2 separate regions of the Mus musculus genome follow, and region 2 is linked to region 1. The links are chromatin loops, found by intact Hi-C in ENCODE. Cell type or tissue: left cerebral cortex. All regions are shown on one strand.

Evidence for each region. A loop is a pair of places that touch in the nucleus more often than their neighbours do. Peaks named below come from ENCODE experiments on the same cell type or tissue, not always from the same donor. Only the 100,000 strongest peaks of a DNase experiment are listed, where the experiment ranks them.
Region 2: it touches region 1 in a loop (2.4-fold over the local background); 2 of 42 quality-filtered maps call a loop at or near these places.

What each region holds. Positions count from the first base shown.
Region 1 is chr5:39,212,248-39,220,247 of GRCm38, reverse strand. Gm40293 (a long non-coding RNA gene) reads left to right here. Exons shown (of 4, transcript XR_868387.1): 4 at 6,755-7,072. Among named protein-coding and RNA genes, the nearest start is that of Gm40293, 91 kb to the left of the region's middle. In left cerebral cortex, a CTCF peak has its summit at 4,971; DNase peaks (open chromatin) are centred at 5,094, 5,496, 6,052, 7,503 and 1 more place; H3K27ac peaks cover 812 bases.
Region 2 is chr5:39,056,985-39,064,984 of GRCm38, reverse strand. No RefSeq gene overlaps it. Among named protein-coding and RNA genes, the nearest start is that of Gm46937, 21 kb to the left of the region's middle. In left cerebral cortex, no CTCF peak of the experiment used is centred here; DNase peaks (open chromatin) are centred at 1,731 and 3,198; H3K27ac peaks cover 1,214 bases.

The DNA of each region.
Region 1 (8,000 bases):
AATTCTCATTTCTTTGTGTAAAGATTCAGGCTAACGAAAATGTATATGGACAACCCTTGCTACTATTGCAGGAGAAAAGATTACAATAATTAAAGTGTCATGGATCAAATTTGACAGGATCGGTGACAAGAGCTTCTGTTAGCTACAAATGAAGAACACGTGTAATTAGGAGTAAAATAAGATCGATAAAGGTTACACAAACCTCAGCTGCAGAAAAGACTCTGTTTTTTTTTTTTTTAAGCAATTTGAAAATGAGCCAGCATGTCAATAAGGCAAACATTTATTTTTAGTAGATCCTGGAATCAGCACACTTGAAAGTCAAAGAGTCCACAGTTTCAGATTAAAAGGACCCATGGATGCACATATCCACGGAGACAGCACGTGTCTTTGGTTGATTTCTGAACTCTGTACACAGCAGTGCCCAAAGGAGTCAAGTAGAAAAGAAAACATGACAGCAGCTATCAAAAGATTACTGCTAGTACTCCTTTGAGATTCGTCCTCTTTCATATTTTTACTCATGTGTGTATGTGTGTGTGTGTGTGTGTGTTGTGTAGTATGTACACATGTGTGTACACTTGCACATACCTGAGTACATTTAGAGTCCAGAGGAAGAGGAATCCTGTTCAGATCGACTGTATTTCCTTGAAACAGGGTCTCTCACGGAACAGGGATCCAGGCTGGCAGCCAGTAAACCTTAGATACCTCCTGTCTCTGCCCACCACCCTACACTATGGTACTGTCTTGTTCTACTGTGGGAGTTCTAAGGATGGGAACGAAGGGCCTCATGGTTGTATAGTAAGCTTGTTTACACTCAGAGCCATCTTCTATCCCTGTTTTCACCTGATATGCAAACCTCAACTCTGCTCTTCTCCACTTCTTTCCTCCTGATATTTTCCTACCTGGCTTTCCTCCCTAGCTCCCCAACAGGGAATCTTTAGAGGCCATTTGGGTGCCCATTGTGTCTAGACTTTAGAAAATCAGACAAAAACATGTGCCACCTCAATGGCTGGGTACAACCACAGTACCATTTTGTCTGCTACTTTGGGCTCTTTGACACTCAACTGTGATGATTCAAGAATCTGATGTTGGCCCTTCACGCCAGGCTCTTTGAAAGACAGGACAGCAAGTTCCTCACTCCATTGGGTTAATGTTATAATGCGAGAAGGAAGAGCTTACATAAATAATTGAATAGAATCATGTTTACATGTTTTCTTAATGAGAGTGGTAGCCAGTTGAAATGATAAACTGCATAAATTGGGGACACTTGATAGAAAAGGCATTTGGCACAGACCTTGACATCCTTATGTGAGCAGGGTGGATACCTCTGCTCAACAGAGCCTGGTCCTCATCTGTCACCCAGAATTGGGTGACTGATTCCACACAGTGTACTCAGCTCTCTTCTCCCCATGCCCTCACATTGTTCTATGAATGTCGGTTTCCAACTGTCCTTTAATATAAAGTCACAGCCACACTGAATTAAGGTCCATCTTAAACTTAAGTTGATAGTTTGCAAAGACCCAGTTTAGAAATAAAACCACATTCACAGACACCAGTGGTTAAGTTTTGAGAATCTTCCAGAAGGACAGTACTTATCCCATACTGATGGACAGTACTTACTATGAAGGGAAGGGAACACCATGCTCAGAGTCCAGGAGAAAAGGCAGGGTTTGTGAACGCACGGGACACTGGAGCATCACCTCATTCATTCAGGAGTGTGCGTGCCTTATACACAGACTTAAGAGCACAACGAAGAACACCAACTCAAACGCAGGGACTTAACTTCAAGACTACACATGCTTTAAGACTCAGCACACAGGACACGTTCCTCTAGCATTCTGAAAAGTAGGAGAGAAAATCTTTAGCATCGCTCTGTGTGCCACAGGGTGTCAAAGAGCATAAAGGCTCTTGCTTACCAGTGCAGAGTGAGTCACTTCTAAGATCTCTATGTGGACATACGTGAACTCCAAGACTATAGCATAAATGGATTGCTCTAGTTAGTTTTTCCTAGTGCTGTGACAAGTGCCATGACTAAAAGCAACTTGGGGAGAAAAGAGCTCATTCCACCTTACACTTCCAAGTCACAGTCCAGCAATGAGGGACTTCAGGAAGGAACTGGAACTGAATTTGCATAAGAAATCTCATTCTCTGGGTCCTCCACTAGTATTCTTACATAGCCCAAGATCCCTTGCCAGGGGATGGCTCTGGGCCCTCCTGTATTAATTAACCATTAAGATAATCACTTACAGGCATGTCCACAGGAGATAATCTGATGGAGGCAAGTTTTCAATTGAATTTCTCCCCTCCTAGGTTGTATTAAGTTGACAATATAAACAAGCTTAGACATGGATCATGCTAAGCACTGGGGAAAACAGAATATATTTTCGTAGTTTCTGTTATAGAATTCGGCAGTATAGCCTATAGAATTATAGTGATTCATGGTCAATAATGGTGGAAGTGCTTGAGGGAGGAACAAAAGGAAATGCAGAAAATTCCAGTCACAAAGCCCTACTGAGAATCAGCATGAGTAAAGCAAAGGACTTGACCTCTGTAGCTAAAGGGCTAGAATTCGAGCCCTGCTCTTTCCACCCACTTCCTGGATGACCCTGGGTGAGTCACTTTACCTGCCTGTAAGCCATGAGTCCCATATCTCATCAGCAACGATGCTAGAATAAAGTTCATGCTGGGAGACATGGGAACTGGTGCAATGACATGACAAAAGCAGACACCGGAGCTCAAAATCAAATGTCTCTTCTATCCCCTACACTTTCCTTGAGTGGCTAACTGTCATACCTTTGAACCTTCTCTTTAGCTACTATTACAATAATTCAATTTATAACAATAATTCAAACCCAAATGTCTCTGACTCTCTAAGTGATGTGATGGCAACCATCTCATTGCCATTTATTCCCTAGCATGAACAAGGTGACAGCACAGCTCTGACAAATTTCCTAATGTCTATGGAGTGCCAGGGTAGCCTCACACTGCAGTTTGGATGCTACTATTGACTTCAAGCCTCTTGCTTTCTCTCTCTTTCTCTCTCTCTCTCTCTCTCTCTCTCTCTCTCTCTCTCTCTCTCTCCCTCCCACCCATTATTTTTCCAGTCACATGGGCTTCTTTCTAGTTTCCTGGCCTTTATTCATATTTTCTCCAACCTGGATTCACATATTTAATGTTAAAGGCAAGAATCTACAGATGACAAAGAACATATGTCTTCCTAAGGCTGGGTTACTGTGCTCAAAATATTTTTCATTTTCATATATTTTCCTGAGAATCTCACAATTTCATTTTTACAGCTGAATAAAATTCCATTGTGAGTATATACTTTCATTATCCATTTCTCTGTTGATGGACAGCTAGGCTGATTCTGCTCCCTAGCTATTGTGGATAAAGCCCTGATAAATATGAATATGCAGATGAGTCCTCTAGGTGCCTCTGCTTGGGAACAGTATAGATAGGTCATATGGTAGTTCTATTTTTAGTGTTTTGAAAAACCTCCCTGCTAATTTCCATAGTGGGTCCACTAGCTGATACCCCCACCAACAGCGGATACATGTTTTTCTCTCCCTACATCTTTGCCAGCATTTGTTGTCATTTGTTTGCTTGTTGCTCTTCTGACTGGGATGAGTGGAACCTCAAAATAGTTCTAATTTGCATTTCTTGTTTCTGGGATGGTTTGAGATGTCTCACTTAGATTGTGCTTTGTGAAGATCACCACCCACCCCTACACAAAGCGTCAGCTACCGAGAGCGTATTCACTTCTTGCTAACATCCCGTATAAGACAGCAGTCTGTTCTTATTTGTGAGAGGTACATTCCAAGACTCCTGCATCATGGCAAGAGATTATATTAGTTAGTTTCTGTTGTTGTAATAAAACACCATGACCAAAAGTGACTTAAAGAACATAGACTTTATTTTGGTTTGCAGCTCCAGAAGAATTACATGTCACCATGTTGAGGAAGGCATAGCATGGTGGCAGGAAGCTGGCTGATTACATTTTTTCACATATGCATGAAGCTTAGAGAAAGAATAGGAAGTAGGGCAAGACTAAAAACCTCCAAGTCCATCCCCAGTGACATAATTCCTCTAGCAAATCTCTGCCTCCTACCAATTATATTGACTTCCCAAACACTGACTAGAGACTCAGTGTTCCAATGCATGAGTCTATTGGAGACAATTTACATTCAACCCAGCACAGAGATCACTAACTGACATTAAAGACAAACAATTATAAAATAAAATTGCAATTAAAATAATCTAACCCAAAATCTCTCTCTCCCTCTTCTTCTCCCTCATTCTTTCTCTCTCATTCTCTTTTTCTCTCCCTCCTTCCTCCCTTGTGTGTCTTTCTCTAGATATCTTACTATATTGCTCTGTAATTTCCAACTATTCTTGACCATAACTAACTAAAAATATACAAAGAGAAAATGCAAATAAGTAAAGCTTATTGTGTTCTTAAAAAACTCTTATGTGCTCTGAACATTGTGCAATATACCTATACTTATAGCACTCTGAAGGATATGTCGGAAGGATCCTGAGTTTTAGGCTACCCTGAGCTGCAAGACCTTGTCTCAAAACAACGTCTGCTCCCTATGTGCTGTTATAACTGTGATCCTCACTTGGTATGAAGAGTCAAATGTGCAGAGTGGCTTGCTGGGTTGATGGAATTGCACAGCTGGGGACTGTCCAAGGACCCATATCTAGTCCAGGGGCTGACCTGTTTCCTGTGATTTCTGTGGCCATATTCACCTCTTCCTCTGAGGTTTGCACCAGGAATGTGCTAAGAGGTAACACTGCCACGTCATAGTGGTGCCTTGGGGCTCAGAAGTTCATACTTCCTTATGCTTGGAAAAGTTTTCTGGGGGGGGGGGCGAAGTAGCCACAGATATACTGTAATATACAAGAGGATGGAGACTATTTGACAGCTCAGGGCCAGATGATGGCCTATAGCCCCACCTTCAGGTTACCTTTGTGTTCCAGACACTTCTCATCAGAAAGCACAGATTACATATTCAACCCACACAATCAAAAAAGAACCACAGAGCTGCTGTTTTAAATGCCCCATGCTTCATTTTGCAGCCATCCAAATCGAAATGGTGAGAAACAACTCGGATCTTTATAAAAGGCAGCCACTGTTCCTGGCTTTAGCTGAAGCCAAGAAGGAATGCCACAAAATTGGCCTGAGTCACCAGACTGCACTGCTGGCAAAGAAAGGGTGAAAGCCTTAATCTGGCTTTATCACTTGAAAGTCTGAACTCTTTTCTTCATGCCTGGTGCCATTGCTGTATGATCTTAGGTCTCTCTGCTCTTTCCTGTATCTCTATCCTTTATCACAACATTGTCTCTCCTCTGAATGTTCAAAAGCCTGAAGAACTAGTTTTAGGCATCCATGTCTCCTCAAAGAAGCCATGTTGAGCTTGCCAAAATAATAGTGTGTGGTGTTACTATCCCACACAGTGACTAAATCAAGGTAAGTTACGATCTTCTGAGTCAATCCAGCACTGCATGGTTCCCTGTAACTCCTGTCACCATCCTGCTCACTCCTTCCTATGACGAGCCTTGCTCACTGCCTCCTCCTTGCCTACTCTCACCCGAAGATACACTCATCTTTAGTCTCATCTCCATCCAAAGGTCACTTTCTCCAAGATGCTCTCTGCCCACAAAGCTAAAGGTTTTTCTCCACTCTTACTTCCCACCTTCCTGTGTTTTTGTCATCCTATATATTCCTGTATGAAATCCATATCTATATCATATCCATATTATTCCTGAACATAATTAAATATATGAACTGCATTTTGTTTTAGATATATTCTGCAAGTTTGATGAAAGGGAGGACTTTGTGTTCTATTCATATATTTTTTACTACAGGGAAGAGTGAAAGCCCAGAATAAAGACTGTGGTTTCAACATTCCCTAAACATTTTCCATGTGTGTTTTATCTCAAGTTAGAAATTGAATAAATCTGCTGATTCTGGTCTTGGCAGATGGGTATAGAAGGAAGCCACCAAACTTATCCTTTTCAGTTCTGAGCAATCTGCTGGTCTATACCATATGAGTCTTAGTTTCACCTCTCCTTTTGGATTGTCCATCATAGCTCTAATGAGGAAGGAACCCCACTTTGACACTGCCATGCTTCATGAGAGGATGCTGACCTTAGCTCCCTATGAGGAGATCTAACCTTCAGTTCATCTTTTATCCCAAGCACAGAGAATTAGAGATGAAGAATGAAAGGCTGGGTGATGTCACCACAGAGCACGTGAGACTTGGAGTTTTTGATGCACCCAGCGATGCACAGAGGCTTTGGAGGAAGAAGATACCCACAGGCTCCTTGCATGTCTCCAAAGCCAGCTTCCCCGGTGCCTACCCACGGAGGCTAAGCTCTCAGCTACTCTCAAGAAGAGTGTCCTGCAACTCTTCTATGACCTGCAGAAGTCTTTAGGAAGTGCTTCCTCTCCCATCTATATATAATAAAATAAAATAAAATAAAATAAGCCATTCCTAACAGCACAGTAGTGATGTGCCATTCAGCCCAGTCTCCACCAGCCACAGGCTATTTCTTAGCACTTGAATGTAGTTAGTTTTAATCTATCTGTGCTATTAGGTATAAAATAAACATATATTTTGAATACCTAATAAGAAATAAATATGTAAATATTCCATTGTTAAACTGATTCCAAACAGGAAGATCATATATATTGAATGTTTAAGGAACATGAAACAGATTATTAAATTACCTCTACCTTTGTATTAATTTCTAGGTTCCGCTACTGGGATGTTTAAAGTTGCATAAATAGCTGGAATTTGTAGCTCATACTGCTCTTCCACCTGTTGGCACTGTGACAGGACTATCATTCTCCTTCACTGACCTCGAGAAGAGTACAGTGCTACATCACGAATGAATGTTCCACCTTCCCTCCCTGACCCTGTCTGTCCCCCATAGAATCCATGCATGCTCTGTAAAAGGTGCCACTCCAGGCATAGCACTTGAAGACTGTCAGCTGTACCATGGAAACACTTCCCTTTGTGGAAATCTCACATGATCTCCATAGTCATGTTACATACTGAGTTCTTTAAGAAACCACCAAGCAGTTCCTCCAACTTAATCATCAAATACTCTGGTTTTCTATGTAAATAATAAGTTGCTTGTAAATCACAGATTCTAAAATCTCAAAAGCCTTTTTATGGATATTAATATTCTTATTATTCTTATTATGCTCATTTGTTATTTAATTGATGCTATCATGAAATATCAGGAGGAGTAGACATAAAGTCTATCAAGGAGAACGGGAATAAAATTCAAATACATTAATGATCTGGGAAATCCTAATATTTCATGCAGCCTTGCCTGAAAAGAAAACATTAGCTGTTAATTAGCAGCTCTAAGCCCCCACAAAGGAGAACTGTCTTTCCACACTGGAAACACAGTTGTTCTCTACACTAATGTCTGTGTGGCCTTTTCTACAAAGGAGCTCATTGAGGACAGTAATTTATTCATCCCACATGTCCCTTGGGTCAGGCTGATGTAGCCCTTGGTGTCTGCTTCTAGCCAGTGTTTGAGTGGGGCTGTCATGCAGGAGTATGGTGTGGCAAGCCTTCCCTTGTCTCCCTTCTTAGAGATCCAGTGAGCTAAAATACCTAGTAGAGTTGGTGCCTGTGCAAGTTCATTTGAGGAGGACAGATATTCTTGTGTTTGGGTTCCTGGGATTTTTCAGGGAATCACATAAGATTCTAGGGAACACAAAGAAGAACCAGGAAGACAGAACAAGAAAATGCCAACTTAAACCCTCAAGACTCTGCTTTACAGCAATAGTTCTTTATCTTCTCTTCAACAATTGCAAGCTAGGGTAGAGTTCGTCCTCAGCATACCCACAGGCATGGCTTCCATCCCCACCACAGTATATATATATATATATATATATATATATATATATATATATATATATATATATATATCAAGTCTCTGATTCTTCATATGTATGACAGGAACAATAAACTTTGGAATAT
Region 2 (8,000 bases), 160 kb after region 1:
CCTTCTCAAACATGGGAGGATTTGCTCTTCATTGTCTGGGGGTTTTATGGTTTTTACAAGTATCTGTAGATAACCTATTTCTTTTTTTTATTAGGTATTTTCCTCATTTACATTTCCAATGCTATCCCAAAAGTCCCCCATACCCCCCCCCCACTCCCCTACCCACCCACTCCTACTTTTTGGCCCTGGCATTCCCCTGTACTGGGGCCTATAAAGTTTGCAAGTCCAATGGGCCTCTCTTTCCAGTGATGGCCGACTAGGCCATCTTTTTGATACATATGCAGCTAGAGTCAAGAGCTCAGGGGTATTGGTTAGTTCATAATGTTGTTCCACCTACAGGGTTGCAGATCCCTTTAGCTCCTTGGATACTTTCTCTAGCTCCTCCATTGGGGGCCCTGTGATCCATCCAATAGCTGATTGTGAGCATCCACTTCTGTGTTTTCTAGGCTCCGGCATAGTCTCACAAGAGAGACAGCTATATCAGGGTCCTTTCAGCAAAATCTTGCTAGTGTATGCAATGGTGTCAGCGTTTGGAGGCTGATTATGGGATGGATCCCTGGATATGGCAGTCTCTAGATGATCCATCCTTTTGTCTCAGCTCCAAACTTTGTCTCTGTAACTCCTTCCATGGGTGTTTTGTTCCCAATTCTAAGAAGGGGCAAACTGTCCACACTTTGGTCTTCGTTCTTGAGTTTCATGTGTTTTGTAAATTGTAACTTATATCTTGGGTATTCTAAGTTTCTGGGCTAATATCCACTTATCAGTGAGAACAAATCATTTGAGTTCTTTTGTGATTGGGTTACCTCACTCAGGATAATGCCCTCCAGGTCCAACCATTTGCCTAGGAATTTCATAAATTCATTCTTTTTAATAGCTGAGTAGTACTCCATTGTGTAAATGTACCACATTTTTTTGTATCCATTCCTCTGTCGAGGGGCATCTTGGTTCTTTCCAGCTTCTGGCTATTATAAATAAGGCTGCTATGAACATAGTGGAGCATGTTTCTTAACGAACTTGAAAAACCTCTGCCCAGCGTGCTTGCTCCTTGTTCTTCTATAGGCTCCTTCTCCCACATGCACATTGTCCCCATTTGATAAGAGAATGGTTTGTTTGTTTTTTTTTCACGATTTTTTCCCTTCACAGTCCAGGAACAATAAGAGAAAAACATGGTATGACCCCATCTATCAGGCACTACCTTCATTCCTTCATCCCTCCTAAACAGGTACCACGTTAGTTTAACAAAAACCATAGTTATAGGCAAGACTCTTTAATAGCAGTGATAGAACAGAAGGAGCCTGGGGTCAAAATGCAGCATCCATGAAGAAAATTGTCCTTCTTATAGAAGATATCAAGGCAACACAGAATAGAGAGCCAGATGGTCTGATCCAGTGGATGCCTCCATTGGAAAGAACAAAGCTTTAATGAACTGTCCTTCACTGAGAGTCAGCGCCAGCCTGCAACAGGTCAAGGTGGCAGAGCAAACAAAAGAAAAATTTTAAATTGCAGCATTGGCTATTTTTATTATGCTGTTTGTATACTGTAGCTATTTCCACTGTTGAAATCCAAGACTACATACACCCTTTTATGTGTGAGAAGAAGACTACAACACAGAGAGATTAAAATAAAACTTCACCATCCACTAAAATAACCACATGTAGGAAGAGAATACACCAACGAGAAACCAGGAATAGCCTTGCCTGGGTGCTTGCCACTCCGGGATTCTTCAAGATATGTTTTACTCTGAAAGAACACCCGAGACACCATGCCTCCCACACTATCTCCCCCAGATAAACACATTTGGGTTCATAGCAGGACCCTAAACTTACCAGACACTCATTCTCCAAAGGCTGATACAAAATTCATGAAGAATAATCCAAATGTAAGTTTTGAATCCAGAGGGGAAAAAATAATCAGTAACACAAGGTCTACAGCAGGAAAAGATCTAAACACATCTTGCAAACCAGGCCAAGCAAAAAAGTGCAGCAAGAGTTCCTCCCTGTGGAGCTGCAAACAGTGTCTACCCTCTCCTCATTACAGTCTCTTATTGAAGAAAGTCAAGGCAAGAACTGAAGCAAAAATCATAGAGGAGTGTTGACTCAGCTACCTTTCTTATATAACCGAAGGCCACTTGCTGGAGGATAGCACTGCCCAGGATGGACTAAGCCCTCCTATATCAATACCAACCAAGAAAATGCTAATGAAGACAGTGACTGCTTTGCTCAGAGGACAGTTATGTACAACAGAAGGAGAAGGTAGGTGACCCTCTAAATTGGGGACATGACTACAAAGATGCTTCTGGGAAGCTGAGGACATGAGAGGGGCAGCATTGAGTGAGCGAGTAAGTGAGTGAGTGTTACATTTCTAAGTATGTGGCAAAAGGGTGTTCTTTGCTGTGGATTACATGGGTTGAATATTCATTCTTCATACAGGACGCATGCACCTTCACAAAGAACAAAACTGGAGGAAGCAATTCTAACAGAAAGCAAGAGGCGAGGCACAAAGAGAGCATATAAGAAAGAGGGTAGTAGTACAAAAACTAAAACAGAATCAGAATAGAAGCGGACATGCATGGCTTTGATGAGTGGAGCCACTGAAGAACATGGGAGGGGGTGTCTCCCAGGTGATTCTGGGTGCACATGGAAAGAGGATGAAACTCAGTCCCCACCCACAGGGATGCAGAAAGTCTGGAGCCCGTCTTCTAGAAAATAACACTAGACAATGTTCCCATAGCCTTGAAACATGCAGAAGGTCTTTATACAAGTGTGAACTGTGTGAACTAAGGAAGGGAGACAAACAAGTAAGACTACATTGAAAACCAGGGACTTCTGTGTATCAACTGGTGCCTGTTGGAGAATATCAATGCGAGTCAACGAGGAGAAAATACTTACATATAGAAACAACCTACGACTCATGTTCAGAATGTGTTTTTGCAAATGCACAGTTATTTTATATTATAAACACATTAGATTAAGGAATAAAATTGCGTATTTAAATTCTGATAGTAAGAAAGGATGGTTATAAACACAATTTTAAGTTTAGTAAGAGTTTCATGTAGACACTTCACACATGAAGACAAGCCCTCAGAATTTTACCAGTATATTTCTTTTGCCAAACACCCTATTTCATAGTTCAGAAGTTCTACTTACTACAAGGCACTAGCATGTGAGCACTGTTCAGCCAGCTTCTCTGACATTTTGCACTGGACTCTGCCTGTCTACAGAGTGTAAGCTGGTTAGGAATATTTCCTGGCCCTAAGTCAGCTGGTCATGTTCTTCCACTAACAGAGCTGTAGCCTCAACTGTGGGAAAGAAGCTGGCTAACTGGCAGAAATAGGATCATGTCTTTTGAGGAGGTAGGCCACTGGCCTCTTCCAAGGTCCCAATGCCTAGGTTCTCCCAATTACAGGATAGTAGGGGCAGGCTGGCATGGAGCAGGAATTTAACAGATTTGCTCCCTACCTTAAATGTACCCTGGGTTCCTGGGATACAGAGGAATGGAGCACCCTCCTCACTAATCCTTATCCAAGGAAGGACAGGGAATCTTTCCCTTTTCCAAATCAAGAGTTTATTTTTCCAATGTCTGTTTGTTTACAATAAGCACTTGGTCCTTCTCTAGCCTTTCTGGTGATTCTGACTTCTCTCTCTGGAATCTCATTTATCAATCTCCCTGAGCATTGCCATGATTGCTTGGGTCAATCTTTTTGTTCTGCTTTTCTTCCAACTGAAAATCTTTATTGAGCAGTCCTTAATAACTGGGACCTATTCATACCCTCAAACCCTTTTTAACTTCTATAGTTTCTTTCTAATATCTGGGGGCAAATGGCAAAACAAATGCAATATTGGTTGATCACTGGCTTTCTAGCACATCTGGCTCTATGGCAATGAATGCCTGGTGAGCCTCACAGAAGTGTCTAGGAAGGCAGCAGGAGATTCTCAGTAATTTGGAATTACCTCACTCACCTTGAACAGATTGATGGTTTTCTAACAGCTGCCTTCAATCCTCCTAAAAAGATGTAGCAAACTTGCTCAAAGCCTCCTTAACCTCAGTTGGTGCTGGGGACCAAGTCAGGTCAGACAGAAGCAAATCCACTCTATCTGGGCTGCACTGTCCAACAGTGATGCCCTGCACAGCTCAAGGGTAGCTTTCCTACTTGAAAGCCAGATTCTGCCCTATTCCTCTATCAGGAAGACGGGAGCCAGGAGCTGTTGGCACTCAGGTGATGTACATATCTGTGGTGTGAATTAGTCACTTATCACAGTAACGAAACACCAAGGCTACTAGGAGGAAGAAGGTTTAGCTCAAGATTTTGAGGTTCAAGGGCTTGGCCCTGACACTGGCTATAGCAATTGATGGCAGAATACCATGGTCAGGGTTGCTAAGGATCCAGGGAGTGAGGGATTACATGTTGAACCAGGAGCACAGGAGAACTGGGCAGAGACAAATCAACCTTAGCCCTGTCCTAAGCACTGCAATTCTAGGGCATTCCCTCAATAACCACAGGACCTCCCACAAGGCTCTTCTTCCTTGTAAACCTACAGCCCTTCCAAGGACACCACTCTGAATAGCCCTTCAAACACCACACATTTACCCTTGGAAAACGCATGGGACATTTTAAACCATAACACAGCAGAGTAGTACTTATCTTTTAAAAGGAAAGAAATTCTTTCATGTGGAGGGCCATTTCATCACCCCACATGAAATCAGCCAGTCAGCAAACAAGCCAACCAAACTCAAATATTGTAATACTCTACCTGCACAAGTTATCAAATGCAATTAAATTCACAGAAATACAAAATATAGTGACAGGTAGGAGTTGTGGGATAGAGAATGAAATAGGGAGTTATTTACTGAGTACAGAATTTCAATTATGTAACATTTCTAGAGGTTGGGTATATAACAACGTGAACAAGCTTAATATGCAAATGTATAAACATGACTTATATTCAAATGTACACTTGAGCTGGTTAGAATAGAACATTAATTTTTAGGCATGTTTTGTCACAGATAATTAAAAAAAAATTGAAGTGTATGTGACTGATGTCATTTACCTGCTGAGTGAGTTAAGAGAACTCTGACACTTAAAATCACAGCTCTGTCAGCACAAGTCTCATGTGCCATATAACTGCCCACTGTCACTGCCAGCTCTCTTTAATCTCACCTCTTCTTGCCCAATACAAGTTTCTGTGATTATCTAGACCTGGGCTATCCCATGTAGTTGCTAGTCACTTTTCATGTGGTTCCTGAGCACTCAGAACATTGGCGACGTGACTGAAGACCTATTGTTTTGATTTATGCAATTATAAATTGCTTGGATGATTTTGTTCTAGCTAGACACATGTATCTAGCATCTGCCACGTTGATGCTGCCAAGGTCTTGTCCCAATCTTCCTCCATTGCTCCACAAACTTTTCATTCTTTCTTTCTTTTTTATTAGATATTTTCTCTACTTACATTTCAAATCTTATCCCCATTCCTGATTCCCCTCTGAAAACTCCCCTATCCCATCCCCCCACCCCCTGCTCACCAACCCATCCACTCCTGCTTCCCTGTCCTGGCATTCCCCTACACTGGGGCATCGAGCCTTCACGGGACCAACTCCTCTCATTGATGTCCCACAAGGTCATCCTCTGCTACATATGTAGCTGGAGCCACACATGGGTCACTCCATGTGTGTTCTTTGGTTGGTGGTTTAGTCCCTGGGAACTCTTGGGGTACTGGTTGGTTCATGTTGTTGTTCCTCCTATGGGGCTGCAAACTCCTTCAGCTCCTTGGGTCCTTTCTCTGGCTCTTCCATTGAGGTCCCAGTGCTCAGTCCAATGGATGGCTGTGAGCATCCACTTCTGTGTCTGTCAGGCACTGGTAAAGCCTCTCAGTAGACAGCTATATCAAGCTCCTGTCAGCAAGCACTTGTTGGCATCCACAATAGTGTCTGAGTTTGACAACTGTATATGGTATGGATCCCCAGGTGGGGCAGTCTCTGGATGGCCTTTTCTTAAGTTTCGGCTCCAAACTTTGTCTCTGTGTTTCCTCCCATGGGTATTTTGATCCCCCTTCTAAGAAGGACCAAAGTATCCACACTTTGTTCTTCCTTTGTCTTGAGCTTCATGTGGTCTCTGAATTGTATCTTGGGTATTCCAAACTTCTGGGCTAATATCCACTTATCAGTGAGTGCATACCATGTGTGTTCTTCTGGGATTGGGTTACCTCACTCAGGATGATATTTTCTAGTCCCATCCATTTGCCTAAGAATTTCATGAATTCATTGTTTTTAATAGCTAAGTAGTACTCCATTGTGTAAATGTACCACATTTTCTGTATCCATTTCTCTGTTGAGGAACATCTTGGTTCTTTCCAGCTTCTGGCTATTATAAATAAGGCTGCTATGAACATAGTGGAGCATGTGCCCTTATTACATGTTGGAGCATCTTCTGGGTATATGACAAGAGTGGTATGTATACCTGGGTCCTCTGGTAGCAATATGTCCAATTTCTGAGGAACCATCAAATTAATTTCCAGAATGGTTGTACCAGCTTTCCATCCCACTAGCAATGGAGGAGTGTTCCTCTTTCTCCACATCCTCACCAGCATTTGCTGTCACTCAAGTTTTTGGGTTTTTTTGTTTGTTTGTTTGTTTGTTTCTGTTTTGTTTTGTTTGATGTTGTTTTTTGTTTTTTTGTTTTTTGAGAAAGGGTTTCTCTGTATAGCTCTGGCTGTCCTGGAACTCACTCTATAGACCAGACTGGCCTCGAATTGAACTCAGAAATCTGCCTGCCTCTGCCTCCCGAGTGCTGGGATTAAAGGCGTGTGCCACCACGCCCTGTGTCACCTGAGTTTTTGATCTTAGCCATTCTGACTGGTGTGAGGTGGATTCTCAGGGTTGTTTTGATTTGCATTTCCCTGATGACTAAGGATGTTGAACATTTCTTTAGGTGCTTCTCAGTCATTCTATTCTCAACAATAAAAGAACTTCTGGCAGAATCACTATCCCTGACCTCAAGCTGTATTACAGAGAAATTGTGATTAAAAAAAATAATAAAATAAAATAAAACTGCATGGTACTGGTACAGTGACAAATAGGTGGATCAATGGAATAGAACTGAAGACACAGAAATGAATCCACACACCTATGGTCACTTGATCTTTTACAAGGGAGCTAAAACCATCCAGTGGAAAAAAGATAGTATTTTCAACAAATGGTGCTGGTTCAACTGGTGGTTAGCATGTAGAAGAATGCAAATCAATCCATTCTTATCTCCTTGTACAAAGCTCAAGTCTAAGTGGAACAAGGACCTCCACATAAAACCAGATACACTGAAACTAATAGAAAAGAAAGTGGGGAAGAGCCTCGAGCACATGGGCACAGGGGAAATTTTCCTGAACAGAACACCAATAGCTTATGCTCTAAGATCAAGAATTGACAAATGGGACCTCATAAAATTACAAAGCTTCTTCTATAAGGCAAAGGACACAGTCAATAGACTTGCAAGCAAAACCCTGCCTCTTGCTCTCCTCTTCACCTGTTCTCACTTTGCCCTTCCTGTTTGATTACGCTTATCTCAATCATCAGAGCCAGTCCCAGAACAGTATGCTTTCTCTGCTGTCCCCACGGGAAGAACTCCTATGTGCTCTCCTTTTCATCTCTCTATTCTAACGCGAAATATTTGTTATTGTGGAGCAGCTGATAAGTGCTGTTTCCAGCTCCCAACTATTGTCAAATAACAACAAGCTATGGGGGATCACTGGGAAAACTCCAGCCTAGACAGTTCAAGTAATTTGGGGAGAGCTACAGCCACTCTAGTCTAATCAGCTGCTGCTGGGGTGCCATCTCCTTACCTGGGGAAGCCATACATTCATAGAGATACCTGGCTTGATTGTAAAATAAGTGTCATAGAGGAAGAAGCAAAGAAAACTAAAGAGAAAGCCAAGTATTGGGATCAGTTAGCTCTGAGATTATCTCCACTGATGCAGCACACAATCTATCATCTTAAACAAGCCCCAACT